2 separate regions of the Homo sapiens genome follow, and region 1 is linked to region 2. Evidence: read pairs that join two places in POLR2A ChIA-PET (ENCODE). Cell type or tissue: MCF 10A. All regions are shown on one strand. Region 1 overlaps PDZD2 (PDZ domain containing 2). Region 2 overlaps PDZD2 (PDZ domain containing 2).

What was found. ChIA-PET counts read pairs that join two places held together with the same protein. Peaks named below come from ENCODE experiments on the same cell type or tissue, not always from the same donor. Only the 100,000 strongest peaks of a DNase experiment are listed, where the experiment ranks them.
Region 1: POLR2A ChIA-PET joins it to region 2 with 6 read pairs; 1 of 35 experiments calls an interaction of 5 or more read pairs at or near these places.

What each region holds. Positions count from the first base shown.
Region 1 is chr5:31,915,417-31,917,916 of GRCh38, forward strand. The region is part of intron 2 of PDZD2 (PDZ domain containing 2); the gene reads left to right. Among named protein-coding and RNA genes, the nearest start is that of MIR4279, 19 kb to the right of the region's middle. In MCF 10A, no CTCF peak of the experiment used is centred here; a DNase peak (open chromatin) is centred at 1,155.
Region 2 is chr5:32,058,809-32,061,308 of GRCh38, forward strand. It overlaps PDZD2 (PDZ domain containing 2), which reads left to right. Exons shown (of 25, transcript NM_178140.4): 13 at 431-548; 14 at 2,194-2,326. Among named protein-coding and RNA genes, the nearest start is that of GOLPH3, 110 kb to the right of the region's middle. In MCF 10A, no CTCF peak of the experiment used is centred here; a DNase peak (open chromatin) is centred at 1,173.

The DNA.
Region 1 (2,500 bases), 140 kb before region 2:
TATTCCTTGCTACTTGTCCTCTGGGCTCTTGACTGAAAGAACCATCTTTGTCTTGCGTCCAGACATTTCAGCCTAGAAGCAGGCAAACTCTCCAGGAAAGCCCTGCTGTGTCCCCAGGAGAAGGGCATTTCTGGGTTTGGGAGAAAACACCCTGAAGGCGGGCAAGCTTACCATTTGCTCTATATACAGGCCAGAGAGTTTCAAAGACCCAGGGCCCAGGATGTGAGAGAAGGGAATTCTGATTTGTGTGTATGTGTTAATTTTTTTTTCAAACACTTAACTCTTCGTAGAGACAAATATTACTCTTTTCAGGTCTGTTTTTGAAAAACAGATGAAAGGACCAGTAGTATGTAGACAGGTTAATATCCACTTGGCCTTTCTATCTGAGCCCAGTCTTGATTTCATTCTGTCCATGGGGAAAAACTTCCTTTTTACAGTGTACCTACAGAGCGGAGCTTTGTTCCGAAATCTTTTATTGGGAGCCTTTTGTTTTTAAGAATTTATTGGAGATTGGCTTGGCAGGGACTCCAAGTGTCAGCTTATATGTGTGTTGGGGGGACAGTGGGAGAGAGAATGTTGGATAGGGGCCCCATATGTGTTCCTGATGATTGTAGGTGCTCATAAAGTCTAAAGACTGAATCTGTAGAGGGTAAACAACTGTTTTTTGTTTGTTTTGTTTTGTTTTTAACGCTGGAATTTATTTTTCCATCTTGTTTTTTCTCCCAGACATTTTCTAGCTGCAGAACACTGTGTTTACAAAATAAAAAGCCTTCATCATTAGTCCATCCTGGAAGAAGGCATTGGTGTCTGTGTTGGTGGCTTTGGTTGCCCTGCCCGGAGCAGGCTCATCTCCCTCGGTGTCATTCAGAGACAGTTGGCTGTATCCAAGGGTTGCCTTCCCTACTTCAGTTGCATTGCGTAGAGCAGGCTCAACCCCTCCAGGGGAGGGTGCCCTTGCGTACCCACAGTCAGGTGTAGAGGCCTGGTTCTACTCCCACTGGGTCCCCGATTGCCCTTGAGCAAGGGTTGAATGACAGTGCCTGTTCATCTTTTTGTTGCCTCATACCCGGAGCGCTGGCTGTCCCAGCCCAGCAAGTGAGGCCAGGTGAGTTAGGTGTGGTGTTCTTATGCCTTCTGGCACCTTCTGATGTCCCAATTCAGGTGCATCTATTTTTAGATTGGGCTTGCCCTGGCTCGAGTGTCACTTTTGCAAGACTGTGACGTTGCACGTGTTCAGCTGTTTTCTTCATGGATCCCTGGGTGTTCCTGATTCTCTTTGGAGGCCTTGTGCTCTGCATAGAGCCAGTACAAAACCTCCTTGCATAGCTGTTCCTGGGCAAGGGCATTTCATCTAGCTAGAGGTAAAAATTAGTGTCCAGATGCCTGGGGAAGGGAGGGGGCTTACAGGCTTGATGGGACAGTTCACTTGAGTGAGTGTGAGCCTCCTACCAGCATCCTTCTGGTTTTAGTGAGAGCCCTGTGCTAACTGTCATCATGACAGGCCCAGTTTGTGTGAAACTGTTTATAAACTCCATAAAACCATGTGCAAATGTGGGGAACTTAGGCTGGCATGAGTGGAAGGAGGTTGATGAGGGACAGGCACTACCTCTTAAACAAGGGTGGGGACACAGTATCTTGCCACACAAGATGGAGGAAACCAGATGGAGCTGGCAAGGAAAACAGGGTGAGCCAGTTGAAGTGTTTAGTGGCCACATTCAGGAGTTTGCACTGGATCCAGAAAACCCTTGGGAGCCACAGGATTGGGACGATTATTGCATCTGACACTTGTCAGAGAATATTGTAAACTTGTGGCCAAGGAGAGTTAAGAAGGAAATAAAAAGTGAGATCTGGATGGGTGCAGTGGCTCACGTCTATAATCCCAGCACTTTGGGAGGCCAAGGTGGGAGGATTGCTTGAGGCCAGCCTGGGCAACATGGCAAAACCCTGTTGCTACAAAAAATACAGAACTTACCCTGCCATGGGTGCCTGCAGTCCCAGCTACTGAGGAGGCTGAGGCAGGAGCATCACTTGAGCCCAGGAGGTTGAGGCTGCAGTGAGCCATGTTCACACCACTGCACTCCAGCTTGGGTGACAGAGTGAGACCCTTTCTCAAAAATAAACATTAAATATCCCTTTCCATTGAAGGATGTATAGAAATAAAGAAATTCTGGAAGGATTTCCCAAGAGCTCAGAGTAGAGGTGCCTGTGAGACTTGTATTAGTCTGTTCTCACACTACTCTAAAGACATACCTGAAGCTGGGTAATTTATAAAGAAAAGAGGTTTAATTGGCCCACAGTTCTGCAGGCTGTACAGGCTTCTGGTTTTTTTATTTTTATTTTTTAGAGACAGAGTCTTCGCTCTGTCGCCCAGGCTGGAGTGCAATGGCGCGATCTCGGCTCACTGCAGCCTCTGCCTCCCAGGTTCAATCAATTCTGTCTCAGCCTCCTGAGTAGATGGGACTACAGGCGTGTGCCCCTACACCCAGCTAATTTTGTATTT
Region 2 (2,500 bases):
TGCTTTTCATCCCTGTTTCTTTTTCCTCCCCACCTACTCTAGAAACATGATGGAAGATTAAACAACCAAGAGATTATGTGTTAAAAAGAAAAGCAAAAGAAAGCTTGAGTTTGTGTACCTAGAATAAAAACGTTACTTATAGCCTGCCTATTTCTAAAAACAGATGTGAGGAGGTTAGTTAGACTAAGCAGAGAGTTGACCGTCGGATAATTCAGTCCGTAACTAGCTCCCAGGTTAGCCATGGGCTCATTCTATTAACAGCAGTGGCAAGTGTTGACAAGGAAAAGCTGGATTTACATTCTGAGTCTGGACCAGAAATAAATGGTTATTGGTCTGAATAGATATTAATTCTGTTTCAAATCAGTTACACATTTTTTCTAGTGATTGTGTAATTTTTGTTTTTATTTTCTTTGAATGGTGCCTCTCACAGAGCCAAGAGTTGGATTAGGCATTGGTGCCTGCTGCTTGGCTCTGGAAAACAGTCCTCCTGGCATCTACATTCACAGCCTTGCTCCAGGATCAGTGGCCAAGATGGAGAGCAACCTGAGGTTTGTTGTTTGCCTGATAGTGTAAGGTTCTGGAGTGTTCATAAATATGAAATATACACGTGTGATATTTGTTCTATTACTTCCCTTTGAGGGATGTTGAAGCTTTGAATTCTTTCCAAGAACGTAGCCAAGACTACAATTAATAGCATCTCCAAAAATGTAAATGTTAATATAAATGAAATTTGGTTGAATTTGAGAACTCTAGATCTTGGCTTCCCTGCTTATTTTGTTCTATTTGGTCTCAGAAGTCCAGTTTCAGAAACTTGACAAGATACAACTCTATACAGATATCTATGATTAGCTCAATATTTTCTTTCATTTTATATTCACATATATAAAATTCATATGAAATACTGGAACTGCTGAAATGGTTCAGAATCACTTGATGCCAAACAGTCCTGAAATTGTGCCCTTGAATAGGAGGCATTTCTTATTAAGTATTCTCTCAAACTTTTCCTGTCATTTTCATTCCTTGTTGAATGGCCATGTCTAGGTGTCTACTTACTGAAGTCACTGAGTGTCTGATTTCTTAATCCAGATAGTTGAGTTGTAACATGGGCGTTCTGTTTACACAAGAAATATCTAGGTGTTCTATTATATAGAAATTGCAGTGAGTCAGTGCCCACCTAAACGTCACAAGAATGTACGTGTATTGCACAAAGCACCCTGTGCTAACAGTTTCATCTTTCTGCCCTGTAAACTTCCAAGTCCTTTAGTGGTTAAGGGATTGTCAAAATGGCATTCATTGAGGTTGCCATTTTGGGGCCCTGTTAATAGCTTATATTATGTTTTTAGTTAATCATTAGAGTAAATTTCCATATGAAAAAAAATTTAGCAAATCATCCAAAGTACATTAAAGAAAATATACTTTTAGAACCCAAGGAAAAAAATCCTTTAATGACATCCCAAGATGATGTTTCTTTCTTGAATGATTCCATATGTCTGGAGCCTGCCAAATGAACATTCTTCAAATCCCATATAAAGAGTCTTTGTTCTCTCCTACTGACTTCTCTCCCTGTAATTTCCAGTCAAAATGGGCAACTTGTCCCCAATTTCTCATTTGTTCAAATTTGAAACGTTTTTACAAATTGTTGGGTAACCTTTGAGCCTCAGCTATTTCCTCCTTAAGTTATATTATAATAATCATTTCAAGATGGTAGGAAGAGAGAACTGCTGGTGGTCGAGGGGTTCTGTCATGTGATGGTTGACAGTCAGACGGACCCGAGTTAGTTCAACAGTGTGTGACATCTGGGTGACCCCTCTGAGCCTGTGTTCCTATCTGCACAATGGGAATAATTTTACTTACTCAAAGCTTTGTTATACAGCATGCTTTGTACAGTGCCTGGCATATAGTATATGCTCAAAATATGGTAGGTTTCATCATTGTCCTTATTATCAATTTTATTTGACTTTGCTGTTTCTGAAAATGCCAGTAAATATGCATAATGACCTTTGCCCACTTAAAATCGAATGTGTTTTTATGAATGTGTTGCATTTTTACATGTATGCCAACGGGAAAAGATATGAGCTTCTTTAAAGTATTCAGAAAAGATTTCATATTATAAACCTCTCCTAGCAAGAAGGCTATTTTAGCTTTAAGAAGCTGGCTGCTAACACAGAGTGTGGATTCTGTTGCCCTCCCTAGCCGCGGGGATCAAATCCTGGAAGTGAACTCCGTCAACGTCCGCCATGCTGCTTTAAGCAAAGTCCACGCCATCTTGAGTAAATGCCCTCCAGGACCCGTTCGCCTTGTCATCGGCCGGCACCCTAATCCAAAGGTGAGGTGGTCCACCCTCTTCTGAACGTGGGAAGATGATACACCTTCCTAGGATATCGTATACTCTTTGGTGAGATGGTTTTCCCAGCTGGGGATAGGCAGGCAACCTACGGGTGGTTCATGTGGGAAATGAATCTCTAATCTGGACTTTGTCTTCACAGTCTTAGAAAATCTT